3 separate regions of the Homo sapiens genome follow, and all the other regions are linked to region 2. A link is a loop called in an ENCODE intact Hi-C map of the cell type or tissue named here. Cell type or tissue: right lobe of liver. All regions are shown on one strand. Each heading gives the region's core, and the rest is flanking DNA. Links, peaks and the distances in the headings are about the cores only.

The links. Hi-C counts contacts between places; a loop is a spot of excess contacts. Peaks named below come from ENCODE experiments on the same cell type or tissue, not always from the same donor. Only the 100,000 strongest peaks of a DNase experiment are listed, where the experiment ranks them.
Region 1: a loop joins it to region 2, with 3 times the contacts of the local background. A loop is called at or near these places in 100 of 110 quality-filtered maps.
Region 3: it touches region 2 in a loop (4-fold over the local background); 100 of 110 quality-filtered maps call a loop at or near these places.

Annotation. Positions count from the first base shown.
Region 1 is chr14:103,277,751-103,287,890 of GRCh38, forward strand. It overlaps the pseudogene RAP2CP1 and the pseudogene RPL17P4. Among named protein-coding and RNA genes, the nearest start is that of EIF5, 51 kb to the right of the region's middle. RefSeq lists enhancers at 3,661-4,459, 3,742-4,036, 4,460-5,257, 9,384-10,140. In right lobe of liver, for the core only: a CTCF peak has its summit at 3,926 (motif pointing left); DNase peaks (open chromatin) are centred at 3,511, 3,901, 4,281, 7,281 and 1 weaker place; H3K4me3 peaks cover 1,115 bases; H3K27ac peaks cover 5,353 bases.
Region 2 is chr14:103,100,167-103,108,166 of GRCh38, forward strand. EXOC3L4 (exocyst complex component 3 like 4) reads left to right here. Exons shown (of 12, transcript NM_001077594.2): 2 at 38-447; 3 at 1,952-2,606; 4 at 3,775-3,886; 5 at 4,101-4,223; 6 at 4,572-4,672; 7 at 4,826-4,906; 8 at 6,619-6,733; 9 at 7,258-7,377; 10 at 7,465-7,617. The coding sequence starts at 54. Among named protein-coding and RNA genes, the nearest start is that of EXOC3L4, 9.4 kb to the left of the region's middle. RefSeq lists an enhancer at 4,392-5,142 and a silencer at 5,017-5,176. In right lobe of liver, for the core only: CTCF peaks have their summits at 3,369, 4,919 (motif pointing right), 5,758 (motif pointing left) and 7,391 (motif pointing right); DNase peaks (open chromatin) are centred at 645, 3,615, 4,975, 7,445 and 1 weaker place; H3K4me3 peaks cover 3,559 bases; H3K27ac peaks cover 5,935 bases.
Region 3 is chr14:103,288,396-103,298,535 of GRCh38, forward strand. It overlaps LOC105370686 (a long non-coding RNA gene), which reads right to left. Exons shown (of 3, transcript XR_944246.2): 3 at 5,679-6,182. Among named protein-coding and RNA genes, the nearest start is that of EIF5, 41 kb to the right of the region's middle. In right lobe of liver, for the core only: a CTCF peak has its summit at 4,603 (motif pointing left); DNase peaks (open chromatin) are centred at 4,576 and 7,796.

The DNA.
Region 1 (10,140 bases), core at 846-8,845, 180 kb after region 2:
TCTAGGCTGCTGGAGTACAGTGGCACAATGACAGCTCACTGCTGACTTGACCTCCCTGGGCTCAGGTGATCCTCCCACCTCAGCCTCCTGAGTAGCTAGGACCACAGGCATGCACCACCATGCCCAACTAATTTTGTATTTTTTGTAGAGATGGTGGTGTGGTTTGGCCGTGTCCCCACCCAAATCTCATCTTGAATTGTAGTTCCCATGATCCCTGTGTGTCATGGGAGGGACCCAGTGGGAGGTAATTGAATCATGGGGGCGGTTACCTCCATGCTGCTGTTCTCAGGATAGTCAATGAGTTCTCACAAGAGCTGATGCTTTTATAAGGGGTTTCCCCCCCTTTTGCTCAGCACTTCTTCCTGCCCCCATGTGAAGAAGGACTTGTTTGCTTCTCCTTCCACCATGATCGTAAGTTTCCTGAGGCCTGCCCAGCCCTGCGGAACTGTGAGTCAGTTAAACCTTTTTCCTTTATAAATTACGCAGTCTCGGGTATTTCTTCATAGTAGCGTGAGAACAGACTAACATAGACGTGGTCTCACTATGTTGCCAGGGCTGGTCTCGAACTCCCTGGGCTCAAACGATCTACCCACTTCAGCCTCCCCAAGTGTTGGGATTACAGGTGTGAGCCATCTCACCCTGCCTCCTTTCGACTTCTCGAGATGAATATTTATCTCACTGATTTTTTTGGCTCCTCTTCTTTTCCATTATAAAAAATGTGAAACTGAAATTTGCCCCTAAAAATGGCTTTAGCTGCTTCTCACAGATTTGATGTATGCTTGTTTTTCCTTTTTTTCTTTTTTTTTTTTTTTCTTTTGAGACGGAGTCTCGCTCTGTCGCCCAGGCTGGAGTGCAGTGGCGCGATCTCAGCTCACTGCAAGCTCCGCCTCCCGGGTTCCCGCCATTCTCCTGCCTCAGCCTCGCGAGTAGCTGGGACTACAGGCGCCCGCCACCACGCCCGGCTATTTTTTGTATTTTTAGTGGAGACGGGGTTTCACCGTGTTAGCCAGGATGGTCTCGATCTCCTGACCTCGTGATCCGCCCGCCTCGGCCTCCCAAAGTGCTGGGATTGACAGGCCTGAGCCACCGCGCCCGGCCAACTTGTTTTTCTTTCTCACTGGAGCTGGTTCCAGATTAGATCTGGTCGGACCCGGCAGGCACCTGGCGGGCACTGTGCGGGCAGGGAACCAGGGAGAGCAGGAGGGCGCGGGTCCGGGCCAAGGCTGGCGGGGGTCGCCGCGGCGCGACCGCCTCCTCCGCCCCGGCTCCGTGGGATGCGCGTCCGCCCTCCCAGGCCCCTTCCTCCCGCCCTCCCCCGCCCCCCGTTTTCCTCCCCTCCCCTCCCGACCCGCCCCAGGCCAGACCCCCGCGCGGGTCCTCGCCCTCCCAGGACCCTTCCTCCCTCCCCTCCCCTCCCCGCCGCGTCCCGGACCCTGCGGGCTGGTCCCGCGCCCCGCCAGGGCTGCCGGGGTGTGCTGCTGGGGAGCGTGGAGTGGGCAGGACCACGCTGGACACGCAGTTCGCGTGCGGCCGCTCCCCGAGCAGTGCGCGGCGTGGGCGGAGGAGCGGCTCCGCGAGGAGATCGAGGCGAACGCGGCGCCCGCGTTGCTGGAGGTCGTGGACGCGGCGGGCGCCGAGCACCTGGTCACGCTCCAGGACCTGGACATCCGCCACGGCGACGGCTCCGCGGTGCTCCCGGGCGTGTGCAGCGAGGCCTCGTTCCGGGCCGTGAGGCCGCCGAGCAAGCGCCTGCGCCGGCCGTGGGAACCCGGGGCCGTCCCGCGGGTGCTGGTGGGCACCCAGGCCGACCCGGACGACGGGCGCCAGGTGCTGACGGCGCGGGGCCGCGAGGGGCGCTCCCCGTTCCCGGAGGTCATGGCCAAGAGCCAGCGGATGGTGGACCGGGTGTTCATGCAGGCGGTGCGCGAGACGGAGGCCTTGGTCCCGCCCGAGGAGGAGGTGGAGTGTTGGGAAGTTTTCTGTTGTCCCCTGGACTCCATCCAGAAAAAGATGGCCCTGGTGGCAGCCTCGAAGCGCGGGGAGGGAGGCTAGGACTGGGGCCGCGTCGGGAACTGAGCCTGCCGGGACGCTTCTAACCCGCGCGCTGCCTCGAGTCCCTCCGGTGCCCAGGCCTTGTTCCCCAAGACCCACGGGTGCAGAGCAGAAGCGCGGCCCCAGCGCCCGAGGCCTGAAAGCTGTTCTTTACCTTCGCAGCTTTCCAAGTTACTATAATAGGTAAAAGGCAAGGGCTAACGTCTTAAGTATTTAATCGATTTCCTTATGCAGATTCTGCACTCGTAATTACTAAACGTGAGAGCCCAGGATGAACTATTCGGTGCATTTTTTATTTTTTTGAGACTGTCGCCAGGCTGGAGTTCAGTGGCGATCTCGGTGATCTCAGCTCACTGCAACCTCCGCCTCCCCGGTTCAAGCGATTATCCTGCCTCAGCCTCCCAAGTAGGTGGGACTACAGGCATGTGCCACCACGCCCGGCTAATTTTTGTATTTTTAGTAGAGACGGGGTTTCACCATGTTGGCCAAGATGGTCTCGATCTCTTGACCTCGTGATCCGCCTGCCTCGGCCTCCCGAAGTGCTGGGATTACAGGCGTGAGCCACGGTGCCTGGCCTATTGGGTGCATCTTAAAGCAGCGATATACAGGATAGTAAATGGAAACGGAAACGACTACTTCTGTATTTTAACTAACAACAGTGATTCATTCTGTTGGCAGTTTTTCTTCTTTAAAAGATGCCTTACTGCTTTAAGCCTGAATGGGCAGAATGTGCTTTCTTCAAATGCAATTTGTGGTATGTTTTTTTGAACTACCTGGTTCTGAGAATTACAGTTTGGATTTGGAGCACTTCGCCGAAGTTTAGATCTTAGTTCCATGAAGTTTCCATCTCATTTTCAGTGATGAATTGAGCAATCACTTTTTCCTTTCTGTGTGGTCCTAAATATAGTTACGACCTACTTAGCACAACCTTGCAATTGGATATGTGTCGCTGGCAAATTAATTTTATACCTAAAGTGAGCCCAGCGCTGGCTGTCAGTTTTGTAATTAACATCTGGTTGACTATGCTATGCACAGGAAAATGGAGCACAAATAAATTGTTTTTAAACTTTGCAATTCTTACCATTTGACTTTGTGAATCATATTTAAAGCACTATGTTCCAAGATTTCTAGATGCTGTCGGATGGCTTTACCATTATTTTTCAGGAGTTTGTTTGTTGTAGAGAAAACTCCAGGAGGTGAGAGGAGAGAAAGCACCCGGTTATGCAGCAGGCATTGCACCTGTGTTATTAGCGGCAGCTGCCTTCATACTTTGCCTGAATTCCTGGAATTTTTAAATAGTGAAATAGGTATGGAAACCTATGAAGAATAGGTCATCTTTTTGTTGATTTTTAGCGCAGCAACCTTTATCCAATTCTTTTTTTTTTTTTTTTTTTTTTTGAGACTTGCTCTGTTGCCTAGGCTGGAGTGCGGTGGCGCAATCTCGGCTCACTGCAACCTCCACCACCCGGATTCAAGCAATTCTCCTGCCTCGGCCTCCTGAGTAGCTGGGATTACAGGTGCCCGCCACCATGCCCAGCTAATTTTTCTATTTTTAGTAGAGACGAGGTTTTCCCGTGTTGGCCAGGCTGGTCTCAAACTCCTGACCTTGGGTGATCCACCTGCCTTGGCCTCCCAAAGTGCTGGGATTACAGGTGTGTGTCACCACGCCCAGCCCTGATAATTGTTTTTAAACGCAGTAAGTTTTATGACATTTTGGTTTGGGTGTTTCTTCGCCTTGGGTTGGATAGCTGTTCTAGGAAAACCAATTACTGCAGCTCACTCCGGCAAGGGAGGTGGGGGGTGCTGATCACATTTCCCTGCCTCAAGGGCAAGTTGTCCTCACCAAGCTGCTCCCTCCCTCTGCTGGAAAGGAAGCAAAACACCAGCTGCTTTCTGCTGTGCTCTGGGCTGTGTGGGGAAGTGCAGGGGCAGCAAATGGAAATCAGCAACATCTTGTTCCCAGTCCTGACACCCCTGGCCAGCAAGACCCTGCTGAGCCATGCTGGACAGGATGGGATGGGCCTCACGCAGATGCCACGGCTCTACCCTGCTCGGCTGCTGGCTTGTGGGAATGCTCCGGGAGAGCTCTGTGGCCTGGTCCCTCTGGATCTCAGCCTCCATCCAGGAAAAAGCACCCCATATTCTCTAAACAAGCCAGCTGCTCCTTTGAACTCCTGACGGCATCACACCCTCCCACTCCCATCCAGTTGCTCAGCGGTGAGCTGGCTGCCAGCTGCTGGACAGGCCGAAGGACAGGGCAGTCACCTTCTGCTCATGTGGGCATCTAAGCCACACCCACCCCTTTCCCCAACTTACACCATCTTTCCCTCTCTCTGTCTCTCTCTGTCTCTCTGCCTTTGTCTCTGTCTCCCCGCCCAGACACCTCCCTGCCTATGGGTGCACGCACACACCAGTGGCAGGCCCTGAAAGTGCTTCCTCATTGAGTCAAGATAGTAGATGGGAAGCCATGCCGGGTGAGAGGGCAGAGAATCGGGCCATCCTCAAAGACATGAAGATGCATTTCTATTTATTCATCTCCCACAGTATAAAAGAGGCTCATGGCAATGAGAGTGGACGGCCATAAACTTAACCAAGTGGTAGCCTCAGTCACAGCCGCTGCAGCAGAGGTGGCATCTACTGGAAGAGGTCCACCCTGGCTGGCGCTTGGCGGACGGCCAACCGAGCTAAAGAATGCAGGCCGGGCGTGGTGGCTCACGCCTGTAATCCCAGCATTTTGGGAGGCCGAGGCGGGCAGATCACCTGAGGTCGGGAGTTTGAGACCAGCCCGACCAACATGGAGAAACCCCATCTTTACTAAAAATACAAAATTAGCCAGGCGTGGTAGCGCATACCTGTAATCCCAGCTACTCGGGAGGCTGAGGCCAGAGAATCGCTTGAACCCAGGAGGTGGAGGTTGTGGTGAGCTGAGATCATAGCGCCATTGCACTCCAGCCTGGGTAACAAGAGCGAAGAGCAAAACTCCGTCTCAAAAAAAAAAAAAAAAAAAAAAGAATGCATCCACTCCCACTGGGGATGGAGGATGGAGGGTGTCTGCATTCACCTAGGACAGACAGACGTGCACATTTTTGGGTTCTCTCTTCCCCTAAACCTCCTGAGGTAATCTGTGAAAATGATTCGCTATTCACTTAACCCGGAAAACCCCACAAAATCATGCAAAGAGGTTCAAATCTTCGTGGTCACCTTGGAACACTTGTGAAACTGCCCAGGTCATCAGGGGTATGCATATATGAAAAGCCACTAAGGATCTGAAAGATGTCACTTTACAGAAGCAGTGTGTGCCATTCCAACGTTACAGTCAGGGAGTTGGTAGGTGTGCCCAGGCCAAGCAGTGGGGCTGGACACAACGTTGGTGGCCCCAGAAGAGTGCTGAATGCTTGCTGCATATGCTTAACAATGCAGAGAGCAATGCTGAACTGAAGGGTTTAGGTGTAGATTCTCTGGTCATTGAGCACCTCCAAGTGAACAAAGCACCTAAGATGTGCCACCAGACCTCCAGAGCTCATGGTGGGATTAACCCATACATGAGCTCTCCCTGTCGCATCGAAATGATCCTTACTGCGAAGGAACAAATTGTTCCTAAACCAGAAGATTGCCCACAAGAAAAAGATATCCCTGAGGAAACAAAAACTTATGGCACAGGAATAAATTCAGCACTAAAATAAATGCAATGAAGAGTTTTTTGTTTTTTAAAGTGCACTTCGTGATCTTGTTAACTACCCTGCTCTCGATCACTTCTTCTGAAGGAACTTTAAGGTTCTTGACACTCCACAGAACAGTGTGCGGGCTCCTGGTAGTGAAGACACCGTGTTAACCCATCTGATGGACAGGAAGTGCTGCTCCCGTGCCTGGTGATGGCAGGAAAGGAGCCGCTGCAGCAACTGTGGTCACCGGAAGCTTGGACCCTTCGAGGATAAAGGTCTGAGCCATCCCAGAAACCAACAGCCTAGCCCAGCTGCGTTGCCGTCCCAGAGTAAGGAGGGTCTAAAATGAGTGGTGAGGAAGGAGGTGAGGGACATTACTCACAGCCTTGAGATCAGCGCCAGGGTGGAGACTGTACTTAGACTTGTCCCGCCAACCCCACTGTGTATTTTTGTTTAGAGAGGGTGCAACCAGCCACCGAGGTGAAGAATCAGTCACAGGACAAGGTGGATGCGGGGCTGAGTGGATCCGAGTCGTGCAAGCAGCAGGCACAGAGTGGGCCTCTTGCCTCGGGAGCCTTTGTCTCTGCTGCTGGCATTCTCTGGGCAGAGCTGCCTGCTTGGCCAGGGCCGGAGAGCTTGCATCCCCAGGAACAGCCCACAGGAACCAGTGGCCATGTACCCCAGTTTCCTGAGCCTTGGTGGGGCGGTTCAGAGGGAGATCCTGACCTGATGCTTTTGAATCTCAGCAACCCTGAGGCCGAATCGCTCCTGCTGTTACTTGATTTGGTTGTGTAAACCAAAACTAAAATTCTAAGCCACCCGACGGACTGAATGGACCCACGGACCCCCTTCTTGGCCAAAGGGACTCAAAGAAACCTGAAAAATTAGTTCAGACCATGATGGGAAGGGAGGGGTCAGACACGCCTCGTTATAAGCCCTCCTGCCTTTGGAGTTCAGGCACAGCTGACCAGCATTACATTAAAACGGAGACCTTAAGATGGACAAACAGACTCTTTGCAGCAATAAGATACCAAAATTCCAACCTGACTCTAATATAGTGTCACATGACAGATAGCAGACCCTGAAGGAAATCAAAGTATTTACCCCAAAATATGTTTTTGACATGGTCCTGCACAGCTGCCTCTTGTGGGGGAAATTTGCCTTTTTAGAGAAACTCTTTCCCTTACTGGGTCTTTTCCAGAGAGCCTGATAATCTTTGAAAGGTCTCAACAGGAAGTATTTGCCATCTATTGCCTCTAAGGGCAGCCACCTATGAGACTCATCTACATAATAAAAACCTTGGTCTTCACAACCCCATACCTTATCTGAACCCAGACATTCCTTTCTACTGATTCCAGGTCTTTAGGCAATAACTTAACTCTTTCAACCAATTGCCAATCAGAGCCTTTGAAGCCACCTGTGATCCATAAGTCCCCTGCTTCAAATTGTCCTGGCTCTCCGACCCAACCACTGTATACCTCATATGTATTGACCGATGTCTTCTATCTCCCTGAAACTGAAACGTGTAAGGCCAAGCTGTAGACCAACCCCTTGGGGCACGTGTTCTCAGGAGTTCCTGAGGCTGACTCACAGGTCATGGCTCTCACATTTGGCTCTGAACAAATCTCTTCAAATATTTCACAGAATTTGGCTTTTTCTGTCAACAGTGGTGTGAGCAATTAAGTTCAAAGGGTAGCAACAACTCTATCCCCTTCAGTTTCTCTGAAACCTCTTTTGCTTCTGTAATAGGAAATGTTTATTTGAAAACGCAAGGAATGACGCACTTGATGTTGTGTATGTTGGAGCAAGCTGATGGCATAAAATGAGGAGTGGAGGACTATGTCCCAGGGTCTACTAGAATCTGTGCCCTCTAACCTGGAGGAAGATTTTCAGGACCCATACTTGGGGTCGTTCTGTCTTTACAGAACGTGTCCCAGGCGTGTATGGAAACACACTGGAAACAGAGATCACCTGTGTTTAGGCTCTGACTATATAGCTAGTCATGAAATTTCTCAGTGATAGGGTATAGATATATATGTTCAAATTCTCTAGGAGGCTGGGCACGGTGGCTCAAACCTGTAATCCCAGCACTTTGGGAGGCCAAGGCAGGTGGATCACCTGAAGTGAGAAGTTGGAGACCAGCCTGGCCAAGATGGTGAAACCCCGTCTCTACTAAAAATACAAAATTAGCCAGTTGTGGTGGCACACGCCTGTAGTCCCAGCTACTCAGGAGGCTAAGGCAGGAGAACCACTTGAACCCGGGAGGTGGAGGTTGCAGTGAGCCAAGATCGCACCACTGCACTCCAGCCTGGACAAAAAGAGTGAAACTCTGTCCTAAAAAAAATAAAATAAAATTATCTAGGAGACGCCAAGCTGTTCTCCAAAGTATTGTTCTAATTTACACTTTTATCAGCAGCAGAAGAAAGCTCATCGCTCTTCATCCCTGCCAGTTTACTCTTTTCTGACTTAAAATTCTTGCCACCCTGATGGGTTGGAAATGACATTTCATTTTGGTTAATTTGCATTTCCCTTATCACTAATGCAGTTGAGCATCTTTTTCATTCATTTATTTGCCATTTGTGCTATTTCTGTGCATCTCTGTTTATTTCTTTTGCCCATTTTTCTGTTTGGTTTTTTATCATTTTTATTGTGTCATAGGATTCTTAGGAAAGACAACATGTATAAAAATGTGTATGTCTTTTGTCAGTTATATGTATTACAAATATTTTTGCATAAGTGTACATTCCTTTTTGTAATGTAGTCAAATGTATCAACGCTTTCTGTTACAGTTTGCATTTTTGCCCTATTAAAGATATCCTTTCTCTAGAACCAGAAATACCATTCCACCCAGCAATCCCATTACTGGGTATATATGCAAAGGGTTATAAATCATTCTACTATAAAGACACACGCACAGGTATGTTTATTGCAGCACTATGTACAATAGCGAAGACTTGGAACCAACCCAAATGCCCATCAGAAGAATTTGGAGGCTACGGTTTCTAAAGGATGGTTTGACAGGTGGGGCTTAGGAAATGGAGAATGCTGATTGGTTGGTTCAGGGGTGAAATTGCAGGGTCCAGAGCTGTCTTCTTGCTCTGAGTCAATTCCTGGGTAGAGTCACAGGACTGGGTGAGTCCATTTCTTTGTATGGGTTATGGGTTTGGGCGGCACCAGCTGGTGCCTCAGAATGCAAGTTCTGAAAAATACCTCAAACACCAGTCTTTGGTTTTATCCTAATGATGTCATCTATAGAAGCAACTGAGGAAGTTACAAACTTGTGATCTCTGGCTACTTGACTCCAGAACCATAATTCTAACCTTGTGGCTAATTTGTTAACTTTACAAAGGTGGTTTTTGTCCCCAGGCAAGGAGGGGGTTCATTTCAGGAAGGAACCGTTATCATCTTTGTTCTAAAGTTAAACTATAAACTAAATTTCTCCCATAGTTAGCTTGGTCTACGCCCAGGAATGAGCAAAGATGGTTAGCTTGTGAGGGTAGAAGCAAAATGGAGCCAACTGTCAGGTTTCTCTCACCGTCATAATTTTTGCAAAGGTGGTTTTACCACTAGTCTCTAGTTTACATGGAGCTGATGGTGACAAGCCATAGCCTGGCAGGGGTGGGGGGCAGCTGCAAACTGTGTTCCTCCTTAACACTCGGCGTTGTGGCGGCTGTCCAGCTCCAATTCTGGATCCATTATGTGGCCTCCACCGAGATGACTGGCCTCTCTCAGCCTCAGTTTCTCCCTCCTCAGGAAAACGAGGGTGATAATGATAGCGCTTTCCTGGGGAGCATGAGGCAGGCAGCACAGGCAAAGCTCCATGCAGAATCAGCACTCAATTCAGCGACGGTGGTGGCAGGAGGGGTGCCATCCTCACTCTGTGCTGTGTGGCCCTGGGCTCCTTAGGCCCCTCTGGACTTTGTTTCCTCCTGATGTATCAAACACAGACTCAGCATCCCGACACCAGCTCCCAAGAGCGTCCAGGGAGTAGGCAGGGGTGAGGCAGCCCTGGGGCCCAGGGCATGTGAGGTTGTGCTGGGGGGAGGGCCTGGATGCCCTCCCTCTCTGTACTCACGGGGACGCTGTGGCGAGGTGAATAAGGGCCCCCAAAGGTATCAGTTCCTAATCCCTGGAACCTGTGTACGTTACCTTATATGGCAAAGTCTTTGCAGATGGGATTACATTAAGGATTTTAAAGTGGGAGGGGACCCTGGATCATCCAGGTGGGCCCTAAATCACTTGTATCCTTATGATGCAGGTAGAGGGTGGCTTGCACACAGAGCAGAGAAGGCGATGTGAAGATGAGGCAGAGATCGGGACTACACAGCCAAGAGCACCAGCAGCCGCCGAATCCGGAGGAGGTGGGGAAGAGGCAGGCTCTACCCTAGACCCCCAGGAGGGAGCGAAGCTCTGCCGACCCCTTGAT
Region 2 (8,000 bases), core at 1-8,000:
TGCATCTGCTCCTATGGCCACTCCTTCTTGCCCCCAGCTCTCCTGCTGCCAAGATGCCATCACCACAGACAGACACTCCTGGGCCGGAGCTGCAGAGTCCCAAGGAGGCTGAGGAGCCACAGACTCCAGCTCAGGGCTCCCGGCGAACAAGCAGCAGGAAAGAGCCCAATGCCCACCGCAAGGATGGCACAAGGCTGGGCCTGGGCTCCCTGAGGCAGGCCTTCTCCCGGGCCAGCCAGCGGGCTTTGACCCAGGTCTCCAAGGAAGATACGGGCCTGTTCCGGCGAAGCTCCTGCTCCCTGTTCCGGTCCTTCCGGCAAGCCCTGAATGACGGCCCAGCTACCGGCCATTCCCAGGCCACTCCTGAGGTGCCCTCGGGGGTCATGAATGGTGTCAGCCAGCAGGCATCCACTGGGGCAGCGTCTGAGGAACTGAAACCCGAGGCAGGTAAGGGCCTCAGAAACAACACGAAGCATGAAAGGAAACGGGCCAGAGGTCAGGGCAGCTCAGCTGAGGTTTCCGGAAAGGCTGTCCTCCCTAGCTCCCCAAACCCTGCCCCCGAACATGTGCAATTCTTTATTTATTTGAGACAGGGTCTCCACTCTGTCACCCAGGCTGGCATGCAGTGGTGCAATCACAGCTCACTGCGACCTTGGCCTCCTGGGCTCAAGCGATCCTCCCACCTCAACTTTCTGAGTAGCTGGGACTACAGGTGTAAGCCACTGCACCCGGCTAATTTTTTTTTTTTTTTTTTGACACTGACTCTCACTCTATCACCCAGGCTGGAGTGCAGTGACGCAATCTTGGCTCACTGCAACCTCCACCTCCCAGGTTCAAGTGATTCTTCTGCCTCAGGCCCCCAAGTCACTAGGACTACAGGTGCGTGCCAACACACCTGGTTAATTTTTTTTTTTGCATTTTTAGTAAGACGGGGTTTCACCATATTGGCCAGCCTGGTCTTGAGCTCCTGACCTCGCGATCCGCCCCCTCAGCCTCCCAAAGTGCTGGGATTACAGGCGTGAACCACTGTGCCTGGCCTAATTTTTTAAATTTGTTTTTATTTTTTTGTAGAGATATGGTCTTGCTATGTTGCCCAGGCTGGTCTCAAACTCCTGAGCTCACCCAATCCTCCTGCCTTGGCTTCCTGAAGTGCTGGGATTACAGGCGTGAGCCACCATGCCCAGCTGGACAATTGCACTTTAAATTCTTGCAGCATCTCTGCAATGGGAGCCCCCCCATTGGGCAGATAAGAAAAGTGAGGCTCAGAGAGGTGGAGTGACTTGCCTCAAGTCTCACAGCGTGGAGAATGGGACCTGAACCCAGATATGCATGGCCCTAGATCCCCACCTCTCCATGGCCTTTCACAGCCTGGCTCCTGGTCAAACTAGGGCCATGCACACAGCTGATCACAGGGTTGCAGAGGGTGCAAGGCTCGCAGAGGTACCAGGAGGGGAGGTCAGGGGGATTGCCCAGAGGAGGATACACTGGGGTGGGAAGAGGGGGACATGGAGGTGGAGAGCTCTTGTCGGGTGGAGGCTGGCGGAGAGTGGGGAGCAGCAGGAATGTAAAGCTGGACACGGGCAGGACACGCCCTGCCTGAGCTCCGACCCTATTAGACCTGCAATCAGGGCTGAGCATGAGGCTATCAGGTCCGGCTCAGCCGGGAGTGGAAGGTGGGTGTGGGATCCAGGCGGAAGGTAGGGGTTGACCCAAATTGCTCTGTTCAGCCAGGCTTGGGGCCCCAGGTTCTGCCTCTTCAAAGGTGACTCTAAGGGAGGGCTCCTGGCAGCTGGGGCCTGTTGTTCCTGGAGCAGGCCTTCAGCTGTGCTGGGGCATCTGGCAGAGGACAGACAATCCAGCCCCGATGGATTGAGCCGTGGCCTGCAGGTCTTCGTCCAGGTTCGGGTCTTGGGGCGGTCCCTCTCACCGCCCTTCTCGCCCGCCTGTGCAGAAGGCAAATCCGTGGCCGACCTCATTACTGAACGGCAACTGCTGGCGGCCTTCGAACAGCTTCTGCGCCTGGAGACGCTGCTGGTGGCCGAGAAGGCCTCGCGCACCTTTGAGCAGGACCCTACGGCCTTCGCGCGGCGCGCTATGGACGTGTGCCTGCTTTACGACGGGCTGGCAGCCGAGATCGGCGCCATCGTGCGCGAGACGCTGGACAGCGACGGTGTGGACGCGGCCGCGCTGGCCGAGCTGGCCCGCGTGGTGAGCGCGGAGGAGGAAGCCCACCCTTCTCCCCCCGACGACGGCGACTTCCTGCGCACGCCGCGCCGCTGGCGCCAGCACTGGGAGGAGGCGGTGCGGCGAAGCGCTCAGGAGCGCGTGCGGCGGCCGGGCGCGGGGTGGGCCTTCGGGGAGGCGGAGGGCGCGTCGGGTTTGGCCCAGCTTCTGGCCGAGCTGGGTGGCTTGGTTCGCCGCGACCTGCAGAAGGTGCGGCAGGAGGTGCAGCCCGCGTATGCGGCGGCCGGCTTCCCAGCGTGGGAGGTCTATCTGCGTGCCTTCCACAGCGCCGTGGCCCAGCGCCTCCAGGAGCTCGCGCGCGACGCCCGCGGCTGCGAGCAGCTCTATATCCTGCTGGACTGGGCCGCCAACGTCTACGGCAGGTGAGTCTCGGCCAGGGCGCCCAGTGGCGAGGACAGCTGCCGCTTCCTCCGCAGGCCTTGGGGAGCCGGCTTTGAGGAGCACCGGACCTTTCTTCTCTGTTCCCTCCCTGGGAGAGGGCTGAGAGCCGAGGGCTTCGACATGCTTTCCTCGGCGGGTTAGGCCGTGGGGCGCTCCCGCCCCAGGTTTTCTAGGGGTCACCCATACACAGTTCCAGAATTTGAAAAGTTTCCGCGGGGAGGTTCCCATGGGAGCAGGGCCTGTGCTGGTTCCACCAGGTGCCTTTGGGCGCATCAGAAAAGGGCACATCTTGGCCAGGCGCCATGGCTCACGCCTGTAATCCCAGCATTTTGGGAGGCTGAGGCGGCCGATCACCTGAGGTCAGGAGTTCGAAATCAGCCTGGCCAACACGGTGAAACCCCGTCTCTACAAAAATTAGCCGGGCATGGTGGCACGCACCTGTAATCTCAGCTATTCCGGAGGCTGAGGTAGGAGAATCGCTTGAACCCGGGAGGCGGAGGTTGCAGTGAGCCGAGGTCGCGCTATTGCACTCCAGCATGGGCGACAGAGCAAGACTCTGTCTCAAAAAAAAAAAAAAAAAGAAAGAAAGAAAGAAAAGAAAAAAGAAAAGGGCACCCCGTTAGGCCAGACGGGCATCTGGGTTCAGGGTACAGCCTGCGGGGAGCGGCCACCTCCCGCTCTCTGCCTGGGATGAGGATGGATTGCCTTCCCCGCGGAGCGGTTCCCAGCCCCACCGGCAGGAGCGCCCACGGAGGTGGGGGAGGTTGCCTGAAGTCCCGCACTCCTTAAATTGCTCCTTAAATTGTGTGGGGTCAGACCCGTGTCCGCCCTGCTGTGGGCCTCCGTGCTGCGGGTTGGAGGGTGGCCGATTCCTGAGCTGTGTTTGAGGAGAGGGCGGAGTGCCATCTGGGTAGCCGTCCTTCAGCGTTCTGCAGGAAGGCAGGAACCCAGCTGTCAGAGGCTTCCCGGGAGGGGGTGTGGCATGGCAGCCTAGAGGCGCGCGCGCGTGTGTGTGTGTGTGTGTGTGTGTGTGTGTGTACAGATGCCCAGGTTCGGGATTGGCGTTAGACTTTGAGCCTGGCCAGAAGAGGGGCAGCGGCTGCCGCATCAGAGCCGCTCCCGCCCCCAGCCCCCTGCCCTGTCTTCCAGTCCTGACTTCCTGGGCGCCCCGGGGCTGGCGCTGCCCGCCGAGCCGCTGCCTCCGCTCCTGGCGCCGGACGTGTGGGCCCGACTGGAGAGCGACTACACCAGCTTCCTGGAGGTCAGGCCGGGCGGGTCAGGCTGGGCGGGCCAGGCTGGAGGGGGCGGGCCCTGGGGGGATGTGCGGCGCCCAGGCTATCGGCGGCCAGAGCTGGCTCTGGTTCACCCTGTGGCCCCCGGCGCGGGCTTGTGACCCGACAGGGCGGCCCTCATCCCGGACGGCGCGGGACGGGGTCTGGGAGGGTCTCACCACGGCCCATCCCTTCTCCCCCCAGGCCAAGATCGCAAGCTGCTTCGACAGCATCTTGCAGCTGGAGCAGAGTCACTGGGCGGCCGCCGAGGTCCCCGAGGTGCTGCAGGGCCTCTACCAGGCGCCGCTGTCCATGGACGTCCATATGGTGCGGCCCGGGAGCAGGGGCTGAGAAGGGGCGTCTGTTCAAGCCTCACGCACACGGTGGCGATTTCCAGAACGAATTCCTATCCAGTCCCAACCAACCCTTCCGTTAGATGGGAGCCTGAGGCCCCACGCGGGGGGAAATCGGGGACCCCCGGCGCGCCGACGGGCAGGGAGGCTGCTGGATGGGAGTTTGCGGGAGTTGACTCTCCAGTTGGGCGGCTGAAAGCTGGAGGGGCCAAGACTGACAGGCACAGCGGGGCGGGCTGGAGGCGCAGCGGGGGCTACCAGGGGACCCGCGGCCTCAGGTCGGGGGCTGGGAGGCACGCTCAGTGCGGGGCTTCGCTCGCAGCTCGTGGCCGAGCACGTGAAGGCGGCCGGCGCCATCTCCGCGGAGCTGGAGGCCACCACCCTGCGAATCTGCACGCGGGCGCTCGGCCTCTTCGTGCCCAGGTGCGGACGCATCCTCAGTAGGGGAGCGACCTGGCCGGGTGCGCTCTGCAGGTGGGAGGGAGGAGTCTGCGTAGGGACCTGATTGGGAGGGTGGACCCAGGGTCATCGCGCAGCTAGGGAGGGTCCCCAAAGGCTCTGTGTATCCCGCCCCAGGTTTGAAAAGGCTTTTCTGGCGTCGGAGGCGGTGAGCGAGCCGCACCTGGGCGCCTACATCAACGCCTGCGAGGAGCTCAGGTAGGGCTCGCCCGCTCCTGTGCGGGCGCAGCGTGGCCAGCAGGGGGCGCGCGAGCGCCGGGAACCTGGATGGAGGGGAGTGCGCGCGCGTGGAGGGGGCAGAGGTGAGGAGTGTGTGTGTGTGTTTGTGTCTGTGTGTTGGTGGATCTGAGGGGTGTGTGTGCGTGTGTGTGTAGCAGAGTTGGGGGGTGTGTGTGCGTGTGTGATGGAGCTGAGGGTGTGTGCCTGTGTGTGCATGCGTGGAGAGCTGAGGCTGTGTGTGTGCGTGTTTGGCAGAGCTGAGGGCTGTGTGTGTGTGTGTGTGTGTGTGTTGGAGCTAAGAGGTGTTTATGCATGTGCGTGTAGGGGTGGAGCTGAGTGGTGTGTGTGTGTCAGAGCCTAGATGCGTGTGTCTTGTGTGTGTGTGTCCATCCGAGCAGGGGCCCTGGGGGAGTGTGGATGGCTCTTCAAGGCTGAGCAGAGGCCGAGGGGTTCCAGCTCCCTGCCTGCTGCCCTGGGCTCCATTTTTCCCTCCCTTCATCCCAGGCAGCATTTCTTCCATCTTGGGACACCTCCTTCTCTGGGAAGCCTCCCTCAGCCTGCACCCTGGGCTTTGCTGGGGTGAGGTCTGGGTCTCTGTGTCCCCAGAAGGCAGACGCCCTCCCTGTGGGCTGGCAGTAGCTGTTGGCCTTCCGTGCCCTCAGCTCCAGGCCAGGCCTCAGCAGATGCGGCAGCGCCAGAGGCACAGACTGAGCCTCCCCATCTGGGTTTATCCTTTTTTAAAAGTGTGTAAATTTTAGTGTCCCGAAGTACTTCTCATTTGTCTGACTTCAAAGAACAGCTGTGCCACCTGCTGGCTGTGTGCTCCGGGACAAGCCACCTCCCCTCTGTGGCTCTTTTGCCACCTGTCAAATAGGATCAGAGCACCTGCTCCCTGGGGTGGTGTGGGACCTCTGTGCCTCAGGGGACTCAGTTCCCATTGGCTCTTTGTGAGCACTTCTCAGTGCCAGGCACTTTGTGGGTGCCTTCCCTGCCTGACACGTCTCATCCCAAGCGCAGTATACCCACGCACAGGTGCAGAGCACAGGCCTGGAAAGGAGGTGCCACTTGCCCGTGGCCACGTAGCCAGGAAGTGGTGGAGCTGGGACTTGAACTAGGCCTGCCTAAATCCAAAGCATGACCATCAGGCACTGCTTCTCCAACACTCTCGTCCTTAATCTGTGCCAGGCTTGTCCTTGGTGCTGGGACCCTGGGGTTTCAGCTCCAGGGAGCGTTCTCTGCCCCTTGGTAGGCAGCCTCTGGCCAAACCCTTGATGGAACTCCAGCCTGCTCTACTGTGTCCCTGGCTGCGGGGACTGCGTATAGCCTGGCCCTCAGTTTCCTCAACAGTGAAATAGGGACATGGTCACCTTCAGGGGGCAGTTATAAGGCTCAGGGTAGGGTATGTTCCAGGCATGGCTATGCCGCACTGTTTATCACCAAGAGGGATGGAAGGTCTGTCCCAGAGCTGCCAGAGGGGAACGGGTCAGCCACCCCTGACCCACCCCTTTGTGACTGGCTCCCTGGGCTTCTGTGCTGTCCCCCACTTGACTCTGCTCGCAGACAGCTACAATGGGGAGCCCCACGGGCTGCCCTTCACATTGTAGTCTAAGTGAGTGGAGCTGTGTGCCCGGCTCTATTCCCCAGCCTGGTCTCCCTTGCCCACCTCATCGCTGGTCCTGGCCCCTCCCCAGGACCAGTCTTCTCTCCAGGTTCCCAGGAACCCAAGAGGAGCTGGAGAAGCCCCTGGTGACGGCCACCTGCAGCTTCCAGAAGCACTTGCTTCAGGGCTTGCAGCGTGAGTTGCAGGTGACTGTGATAGGCCCTCTCTCCCTACTTCCCATGCCCAGCAGGCACCCCCTATTTCCTAGAGCCTGGGGGCCCAGGTCACAGCATTCATTTATTCCAGGGTGAGCTCATGGGTGTGTGTGTAGGGTAGTGGGCAGGGGACCCAGGTGAGGTCCCAGCTGAGCAGGGGCGGCTGGGAGACGCCTGCCTTCTCACTTCAGTCTCCAGCTCTTAGTGGTCACCCCCGAAGCCTGGGATGGTGGGTCCACGGATCCAGGCCCAGGGTCCTCACCCAGTCCCTCAAGGCTTCTCCAGGGCATGCCCTGAGCAGATCTGACTGCACAGACTCAAACCCTGCCCCTAGAGCTTGGGGCCTGGGAGAGGCATTCTGGGAAAGGGCTCGTGACATAACCTGTGGCTAGGAGAGGGAATGGCACCCCAAACCCAGGAGGGAAGGGGTCAGGAGTGGCACACTGGGCTTCGAGGGAGGGGTTACGTTGCGGGCGTAGTGCACATTTGCAGACTCCCAGCCCCTCTGTCCCCAGCCGCTCTTCAGGGTTGTGTGCACCAGGGACTGGCTGACGCAGGACTGGCTGCATCCCCTCATGGACAAGGTGGTGACCTTCGCCGGTCATCTCCAGCGTGTGGCCCGGCCGCGGGCACAGGTACCACAAGGGGGAGGGCCCTGGCAGGGCTGTGCCCAGGATTGGGGCTGTTGACCCTGACCCTGACCCTGACCCTGGGCCGCCCAGGAGACTCTGCAGGAGGTGCACCGGTTCGTGGTCCGCGAGTACCTGGCGCGGGCGCTGAGGCCACGGGAGCGGTTCCGGGGCATGGAGCGCATGCATGGCTCCCAGAAGATGAGCCTGGATGCCCAGGCCATCAGCGACACCTTCCAGGGCCTGGTAGGGGCGGCATGACTGCCCTTCGGTGCTCGCCTCTGTGTGGGGAGTGGTGGCAGTGACTAGGGCCTTAGCGCCGGGAGGGCTTTTGGCAGGAGTGGTTCTCCCCACTCTGGATCAGGTGGAACAGGGACTGGGGCGCCTGTGGGGCTGGGGGGTGGAGGGAACCAGGTGGGAGGGCGGCACTTTGCATACATTTGCATACAGTTTGCAGGGGTGCGGGGAAGGGGCGAGGGTCACAGCCCCATCTCACGGTCAGGGCCTTTGGGAGGTGTCCCCCACCTCAGGCCAGAGCCCTCAGAGTGGAGGCACCAGCGCCCCTGCACACCCCTCGTCTGCCCCCTAGCAGTGCTTTCAGGCTGGCCTCGGTTTTCCTGTCCAAGCAG
Region 3 (10,140 bases), core at 1,093-9,092, 190 kb after region 2:
AGAACCTGGCGATGGGGGGTGCAGACTCCTCCCTTACCCTGGCTTCGTCCCTCCGTCAGTCTTGCTGACTCACAGACGCTTCTGTTCATTCTAGAGCAATTAATTGCATATCTCTTTTAGATACTGCAATTATCGTTGCCTTTTCTCATATCTCTTTCCGATTTGTTCCTGGTGTCCCTGGACAATAGCATCTTAGTTTCGATGTAATTTACAATGATTGTGGCCTTATGGATTATGCATTTGATACGACACTTGATCTTAGCCAGAAGCCCGAGAAGCAATGGGTTAGGCATTTGAATCCTGGTATAACAAGACCTTCTCTGCCTGTATCTTACAAAAATTCTTTTACATTTTCTTCTAGCTTCCTATTTTTACCTTTGACATTTGGAACTTTACTTTCTCTAGAGTCCTGCTTTGTATGTGAGGTTAAGTAAAGATCCATTATTTTCCCACTAAGTTAGAGATCCAGTCTTCTACACCAGGTGTTCCCAACACCCAGGCTGTGGACCAGTACCAGTCCATGGCCTGTTAGGACCCAGGCTGCACAGCAAGAGGTGGGTGGCAGGCGAGTGAGCATTCCCGCCTGAGCTCTGCCTCCTGTCAAATCAGATTCTCATAGGAGCACAAACCCCATTGTGAACTTCACATGTGAGGGATATAGGTTGAGTGCTTCTTTTGAGAATCTAATGCCTGATGATCTGAGGTGGGACAGTTTCATCCTGAAGCCATCCCCCACACCCTAGCAGTCATGGAAAAAATTGTCCTCCATGAAATCAGTCCCTGGTGCCAAAAAGGTTGGGGACTACTGTTCTACACCATTGCTTAAGAGGCTCACTGCTGGCCAGGTGCAGTGGCTCACGCCTGTAATCCCAGCACTTTGGGAGGCTAAGGCAGGTGGATCATGAGGCCAGGAGTTCAAGACCAGCCTGGCCAAGATGGTGAAACACCGTCTCTACTAAAAATACAAAAATTAGCCGGGCATGGTGGCAGGCACCTGTAATCCCAGCTACTCAGGAGGCTGAGGCAGGAGAATCACTTGAACCCGGGAGGTGGAGGTTGCAGTGAGCCAAGATCACACCACTGCACTCTAGCCTGGGTGACAGAGCAAGACTCCATCAAAAAAAAAAAAAAAAAGACTCATTCGTTGGCCAGGCACAGTGGCTCATATGTGTAATCCCAGCACTTTGGGAGGCCGAGGCAGGTGGATCACCTGAGATTAGGAGTTCGAGACCACCCTGGCCAATGTGGTGAAATCCCATCTCTACTAAAAATACAAAATTAGCCAGGCAAGGTGGTGGGTGCCTGTAATCCCAGCTACTAGGGAGGCTGAGGCAGGAGAATAGCTTGAACCTGGGAGGCAGAGGTTGCGGTGAGCCAAGATTGTGCCATTGCACTCCAGCCTGGGCAACGAGAGCGAAACTCCGTCTCAAAAAAAAAAAAAAAAAAGATTCACTCCTTGCCCATGGTGGGATCGTGTGATATTCTCACAATGCTCGCCCTGCTCCGGCCCCACCCCACTCTGCGGGTGGCTTGCTCCTGTTCCCAAAAGCTGCTCCTCCGAGGACGCTTCCTAGTGTGTCTTCACATCTGGGATTCCGCGTTTTCAGCTGGCTTAGCTATTTGTGGCTGTAGTCTTTCCTCCATTTTTAGAGTATTTACTGAGCTCATCAAAGAACCTGAGTGGTATATTGATAGGGAAGACTTTGACTTTGGATTTGTAGATGACTTGGGCAATATTGTCAGGATTCTGTTGACTCACCAGGAGCAGGGTGGGCACCGCAGCACTCTGGTTATGCAGCTGGCCTTGTAGGGGGTAAGCCCCCACCAGCAAAGTGAGTCCGTGGGAGCGGTAGGGTGTTGGGGCACCTGCACCCCTGAACCATCTCCCTGAGTGAGAACATGCCTCTCCAGGATGCTTTCACCACCAGGAACTAACCAGGTGGTCTTGAGACTGGTGAACTCCGTGGACCAAACAGAATCCAGGCTCCAAGCCTCTCCCTGGCAAGCCTCTTGCCTTTTGGTTCATGGCAGGAAGCAACACCTCATGTCATGCTGGGACTGCAGCCCAAGGCAGGAAAGCACCAGCCTTTCTTAGGACCCCATGGGTAGCCCCCAACTTCACCAGCCCCTTTCCTGTGATGTCTCCACACATCTCTTTGGCCAGAGTCCTGTCACAGCCCAGTCCCACAACGTGGACCTGGGAGGGGCTCCAGGGAGGGGTATGGAGGGGATGAGCCCTCTTGTCCACCCCAAAAGCCTGGTCACAGTGGGGACAGCAGCAGGTGCAGTCCAGCTCTGCCCATCTCCCAGCTAGAGCGGGAGGGAGGCACCACAGGGCTCCTCTAGTCCTGAGGAATGAGCATCCTCTGTCCTCCCAAGGCCCAGCCAGGCCAGCTGATATGTGCTGCCCGGGGGCCGGGGTGGGAGCCAACAAACTCCCCCTGACCAGCCACTGTCCAGTGGGAAGCTCTAGCCAGACCGTGCTTAGATCTAGGCAGCGGCTCCCCACAGACACAGGGCTCCAAGTAGCCACACTCCAGAGCCTCTCCAGGACTTCGAAGAGTTTCGCAAAAGTCTAGGGAGAGAAGGAGCACCAAAGCCTCCTTAGTCACAGCCTCTGGGCCTAATGCACTCCCTTCTGTGGCCAACCTCACCTACCCTGTCACCTCAGACTCAGAAGGAGGGCCGCAGAGCCACCTGGACCTGAGCTTCAATTCTCTTAAGGCTCTACCAGGGTGACCCTTCAGCGGAGAATCCAGAGTGGGGGCTGCATGTGAATGAAGCTCAATCATGGGGGGCTGCATCTGAAGCTCTCAAGCAATGGAGGCTGGATCTGAAACTGTCAATCACTGGGGGCTGCATGTGAAGCTGTCAATCACTGGGGGCTGTATCTGAAGCTCTCAATCAGTGGGGGCTGCTCTGGGGCTCTCAATCAATGGGGCTGCCTCTGAGGCTCTCAGTCAATAGGAGCTGCATCTGAGACTCAGTCAATAGGGCCTGCATCTGAGACTCTCAATCAATGAGGACTGCATCTAAGACTCTCAGTCAATAGGGGCTGCATCTGAGACTCAGTCAATGAGGACTGCATCTGAGAGTCAATCAATAGGGGTTGTGTCTGAGACTTAATCAATGGGAGCTGCCTCTGAGACTCTCAATCAATGGAGGCTGCGTGTGAAGCTCTCAATCAATGAGGGGTGCATCCGGGACTCTCAAGCAACGGGGGGTACATCTGAGACTCTCAAGCAATGGGGGCTGCACGTGAAGCTCTCAATCAATGGGGGTGCATCTGAGACACTCAAGCAATGGGGGCTGCATGTGAAGCTCTCAATGGAGGCTGCATCTGGGGCTCTCAATCAATGGAGGCTGATTCTGAAGCTCTCAATCAATGGGGGCCGCATCTGAATCTCTCAATCAATGGAGGCTGCATCTGAAGCTGTCACTCAGTGGGGGCTCCATGTGAACCTCTCAGTCAATGGGGGCTGCATCTGAGACTCTCAATCAATGCGGGCTGCATTTGAGATTTCAATCAATAGGGGCTGCATCTGAGAGTAATTCAGGGTTGTGTCTGAGAATCAGTGCGGACTGCCTCTGAGACTTTCAGTCATTGGGGGCTGCATCTTAGACTTTCAATCAACAGGGGCTGCATCTGAGACTTTCAAGCAATGGGGGCTACACGTGAAGCTCTCAATCAATGGGGGATGCATCTGAGACTCTCAACCAGTGGGGGGTGCATCTGAGACACTCAAGCAATGGGGGCTGCATGTGAAGCTCTCAATGGAGGCTGCATCTGGGGCTCTCAATCAATGGAGGCTGATTCTGAAGTTTTCAATCAATGGGGGCCACATCTGAATCTCTCAATCAATGGAGGCTGCATCTGAAGCTGTCACTCAGTGGGGGCTCCGTGTGAACCTCTCAGTCAATGGGGGCTGCATCTGAGACTCTCTATCAATGGGGGCTGCATCTGAGACTATCAATGGGGGCTGCTCTGGAGCTCTCAATGGGGCTTCCTCTGGGGCTCTCAGTCTATGGGGCTGCATCTGAGACTGCCAATCAATGGAGGCTGCAGTTGAGACTTCAATCAATAGGGGCTGCATCTGAGAGTCATTGAGGGTTGTGTCTGGGAATCAGTGGGGACTGCCTCTGAGACTCTCAGTCAATGGGGGCTGCACCTGAGACTTTCAATCAACAGGGGCTGCATCTGAGACTCAATCAATAGGGGCTGCATCTGAGACTCTCGATCAATGGGGGCTGCATCTGAGACTCTCTATCAGTGGGGCTGCCTCTGGGGCTCTCAGTCTATGGGGGCTGCATCTGAGAGTCAATCAACAGGGGCTGCATCTGAAACTTAATCAATGGGAGCTGCCTCTGAGACTCTCAATCAATGGGGACTGCATGTGAAGCTCTCAATCAGTGGAGGCTGCACCTGGGGATCTCAACCAATAGGGGCTGCATCTGAGACTCAATCAATGGGGCTGCATCTGAGACTCAATCAGTGGAGGCCGCATCTGAGACTCTAATCAATGGAGGCCGCATCTGAGACTCAAAACGGTGTGGGAGTGCACGGCAAATCTGGCCTTTGGTGCCCTCTGGTGGGCATTGCATGCCCTGCTGACCAGTCTGAGGACAGAGATGAGGGAAAGAAATCAGGGTAGCGTGGGGCTGTCCAGGGTTTTCCCCACCGACATGGATGACAGGGTGACCCTGAAGAAGTCACTCTTTTCTCTTAGCCTTGGCTTCCTAATCTGCAAAGATGGTGACAGATACATTCCATTTCAAAAGGCTGCCAGGGTCTAGGCGCAGCTGCTCATGCCTGTAATATCAGGTGCACTTTGGGAGGCTGAGGGAGGAGGATCACTTGAGCCCAGGAGTTTAAGACCAGCCTGGGCAAGATAGTGAGACCCCCATCGCTACAAATAAAATAAAATAAAATAAAAATTAGCTGGGTGTGCTGGTGTGTGCTTGTGGACCCAGGTCCTCCGGAGGCTGAGGTGAGAGGATCACCTGGGCCAGGGAGGCCAAGGCTGCGGTGAACCATGATTGTGCCACCACACTCCAGCCTAGGTGGCAGAGTAAGACCCTATCTTTAAAACACAAACAAAAAACAAACAAACAAAACTGCCAGGGATGAGATAGTTCAGGCAAGACTGTGCAAGTCCACAGCCCTGGCAGTTCCTTCCTGTGTCTCCCAGACAGAGGGGCTGAGTTCCAGAAGAAGAGGGTTTCACCGTCCCGCGCCCTCCCCTCCATCCTGTGTCTGGCTGCCAGGGGATGTTCCTAAGCCCTTCAGGTTCCTGCTGGCCATAGGACAGTCCCCGAGTGCTCTGGCCTGGCTCTCGAGGACGGGGATGCCCTGCCTGTCCCTTCCCCAGCCTCAGCTGTGCTGACACCTTCCATCCCCACACACACCTATACTGTGACCACCTCCTGGCCTTTGCCCCTGCTGACCCCCTTGGTCACTCCCTCCCGCTGTCCCCTTGCCCTCTGACAAATTCCTATCTTCCTTGTAATCCCAGTGTGGGTGGGCATCTTCTCCTCTGAGAACCTTCCTGGATCCCACTGCTCACCCCCACCCCGCCCCGGCCTCCCCTCTCCCCGGCCCCACCCCGGGTCTTCCCTCTCCACAGCTCCGCCCCAGCCTGCAGTCCACTCGCGTCTTGTCATATGAGACCCTGGGTGTCTCACATCCGACACGGCTTTAATTTTTATCTTCCTTACATGTTGTTCTCCCTTGTTGAACTAGGAGATCCCCTGACCTTGGTTTTCTTCCAGGCCCCGGAGACGCCTGGCCTGTGTTGAGAAGGGTACAAGTGTGTTGAAACCTCTGTCCGACTGAGGCGGCACATCAGCAGAAAGGAGCCAGGGAGCCCAGGGACGCCTGCGGGCAGTCCCTCTGCCCTCCTACCCACACCTGCTTCTGGGCAGCCAGTGTTCATCTCTCGGAGGCCATGGGCCTGGGGACTGGGTTCAGGTGAGCCATGCTGCAGGTGCTCCCCACGCCTCGCAAAGCTGGCAGGAGAGGACTAGCAGCCTGCACTCCCGGTGCCCACCCCGGGTCCAGCTGGGCCAGAACTTTTTGTTCAGAAGAAAGCCAAGGCTGTTCTTTCCAGAATCCATGTTGAAGGGTTTCCTCTTCTCCCGGGACTGCAGCTCACAGGGACCTTCCTTCAGTTGTTTAATTTACTCTATAAGTTATAGCAAAAAGAACATTGATTCAAGACAATCCCCATCAGAGTCTCAGCTGGCTTCTTTGTAGGAATTAAGCTGATCTTAAAATTCATGTAGAAACTCAAGGAACCCAGACAGCCAAAAAAAAATCTTGAAAAAGAGCAAAGATTGGAGGATTCACACTTTCTGATTTCAAAATTTACTACAAAGCTACAGTAGTCAAACCTGTGTGTGCTTGTATAAAGACAGACATATAGACCCATACAATAGAACTGAGATTCCAGAAAGAAACTCACATTTAGGGGTCAGTTGATTTTGATGAGAGCCAAGGCACTCTCATCAAAATCAATTGACCCCCAAATGTGAGGGTGAAGTGGGGAAAGAACAGTCTTTTCTTCAGCTGGGAGAGCGGAGAGCCACCTGCAGAAGAACGAAGTTGGAGCTCTACTTCACATCATATACATAAAGTAAATGAAAATGTACAAGACCCTTTCAGTTTAAAGATTATAATCTCGAATCCACATTATAACTAACCTTTAATCCACATTTTAACCAATCTTTGATTATAACTCATCTTTTAAAGAATCTTTAAATAATCATGATAACTAATCTTTAAACATCTCCAGTTTTGGTGTGGTATCAAAGAAGGATAGTCACAACTATCTAAAGACTGTATTGAATTACTCATCCTTTTCCAACAGCATGTCTGTGAGCGGCTGAATATTCCCCACAAACTTCAACCAAAACAACGTATCACAACAGACTCATGCAGAAGCAGATATGAGAATCTACCTGTCTCCTATCAAGCCAGACCATAAAGATATTGACAAAAATGAAAACTAATGCCACCCTTATTGTTAACTTTGTTGTTGTGGTTTCAGAACATACTTATTTTTCATTTAAAAATAATGACTAATGTTAACATGTTATGGCTTTGTCATTCTTTTAAAATAAATATTATTTCTAAACAAATATTCTTTTTAAATAAAAATTTATTTTCAAATGTATCTATGTATACAGTCATGTGTTGCTTAACAACAGGGATACATTTTGAGAGGTGTCATTAGGCAATTTCGTGGCTGCGTGAACATCATGACAAAGACCTAGATGAGGCAGCCTACTACACACCTGTACAACGTGGGACTGTACTGAATACTGTAGGCAATTGTGACACAATGGTAAGTATTAATATTTGTGGATCTAGGCCAGGCATGGTGGCTCACGCCTGTAATCCCAGAACTTTGGGAGGCCGAGGCAGGTGGATCACCTGAGGTCAGGAGTTCAAGACCAGCCTGGCCAACATGGTGAAACCCCATCTCTACTAAAAATACAAAAATTAGCTGGGGATGGTGGTAGGTGCCTGTAGTCCCAGCTACTTGGGAGGCTGAGGCAGGAGAATCGCTTGAACCCAGGAGGTGGAGATTGCAGTGAGCTGAGATCATACCACTGCACTCCAGCCTGGGTGACAGGGCCAGACTCTGTCTCAAAAAAAAAAAAGTATTTGTGTATCTAAACAGATACAAACATAGACAAGGTACAGTAAAAGTATGGCATAAAAAGTAAAAAATGACACACAGGTTTAGGGCACTTACCATGAATGGAGCTTGCAGGACTGGAAGTGGCTCTGGGTGAGTCACAAGTGGGTGGTGAGTGAATGTGAAGGCCTAGGACATTACTGGCCACTACTGTAGACTTTGTAAACACTGACACTTAGGCCACACTAAGTTCATAAAAAATATTTTTCTTTCTTTGATAACAAATTAGCCTTAACTTACTGTAATGGTTTAACTTTATATACCTTTTACTTTTTAAAAAACATTTGGACTCTTGTAATAACACTTAGCTTAAAACACACATTGTACACCTGTATAAAAATATTTTCTTTCCTTTTTTTTTTTTTTTTTAATTTTTGAGACAGAGTTTCTGTCTTGTTGCCCAGGCTGAAGTGCAATGGCGTGATCTCGGCTCACTGCAACCTCTGCCTCCCGGGTTCAAGCGATTCTCCTGACTCAGCCACCCAAGTAGCTGGGATTACAGGCATGCACCACCACGCCCTGCTAATTTTGTATTTTTAGTAGAGATGGAGTTTCTCCCTGTTGGTCAGGTTGGTCTCGAACTCCTGACCTCGGGAGTTCTCCCGCCTCGGCCTCCCAAAGTGCTGGGATTACAGGTGTGAGCCACTGTGCCCAGCCATATATTTTTTCTTTATATCCTTATCCTATAAACTACATACTGTTTTCTGGGTTTTTTGTTTGTTTGTTTGTTTTTGAGATGGAGTCTCACTGTCGCCCAGGCCAGAATGCAGTGGTGCGATCTCGGCTCACTGAAACCTCCGCCTCCTGGGTTCAAGCAATTCTCCTGCCTCAGCCTCCCAAGTAGCTGGGATTACAGGCACGTGCAACCATGTCAGGCTAATTTTTTTTATTTTTAGTAGAGACAGGGCTTCACCATGTTGGCCAGGCTGGTCTCAAACCCCTGACCTCAGGTGATCCACCCGCCTTGGCCTCCGAAAGTGCTGGGATTACAGGCGTGAGCCCCCGTTACTCCCCGGGCGCTGTTAAGCGGCTTTGCGGCAGCCTCACACGTAGCCCTCACAACCACTAGGGACAGCGGCTTCTCACTGCTGGCTCCAACCCACAGTTAAGAAACACGTGGGTATTTACAATACATGCCCACAAATGCACAGGCAATCACATTTCCCCTGCACGCCCTGGCCCCTTCCCACACTTTCTCTTCCATTCTACTTAGGATTGCCAGATTGAGCAATACAAATACAGGACACCTGCTATTTGAATTTCAGGTAAATACTTTTTTTTTAGTGTGTTCCACCCCATAGAATATTTGGGACATACACACTTTAAAAAAGTTACTTATCTGAAATGCAGATATGACTGGGTATCCTGTAATTCACCTGGTAACCCTAGTTCTACTCCGTTTTTTTAAAACTGCTGGTTGTAACCCCCAACCCAATGTTACAGCCTTCAGTGAGTCCCAGCCCCCGCTTCCTTAGGCCAGGAGACCTGGAGTATCCCATTCCACAGGGGAAGCCACAGCTGGGAGGAATTCAGCCTCCTCCTTCCAAGGCCCACGGGTGAGCAGATTCGGATGAGCATCTCAAGGGCCTGCGGATGCCACAGGAAGAGGTTTAAAGATGTTTAAAGATGACTTCTGGCCGGGCGCAGTGGCTCACGCTTGTAATCCCAGCACTTTGGGAGGCTGAGGCGGGCGGATCACAAGGTCAAGAGATCGAGACCATCCTGGCTAATGCGGTGAAACCCCGTCTCTCCTAAAAATACAAAAAAAAAATTAGCCGGGCGTGGTTGTGGGTGCCTGTAGTCCCAGGTACTCGGGAGGCTGAGGCAGGAGAATGGCGTGAACCCGCCAGGCGGAGCTTGCAGTGAGCCGAGATCACGGCACTGCACTCCAGCCTGGGCGACAGAGCAAGACTCTGTCTCAAAAAAAAAAAAAAAAAAGACTTCTGCAGGCCGGGTGTGCTGGCTCACACCTATAATCCCAGCACCTCGGGAGGCTGAGGCGGGAGGATCACTTGGGGTCAGGAGTTTGAGACCACCTGGCCTACATGGTGAAACCCCGTCTCTACTGCAGAAATTAGCCAAGCATGGTGCTAGACACCTGTAGTCCCAGCTACTGAGGAGGCTGAGGCAGGAGAATCGCTTGAACCCAGGAGGCGGAGGCTGCAGTGAGCCAAAAAAAAACAGAAAGAAAGACTTCTGTGCACATAAATGACTAGTGGCAGTTACTTCGGTTTTAAAATATATATATTTAAGGTATTAAAGTTCTACACTTAAAAACCTAGTTTTTCCTTAAGTGTTGAAGATCAGCTTAAAAACCTGACCATGCTGTGGATAAATCCAGCCAGTTCTAACAACTGTTTACAGAGGGGCTTGTGGTTTACGTTCAGTCTCATTTACAAGCTGGTTTAAATGAGAACTCTTAAACCTTTTAAATTATATA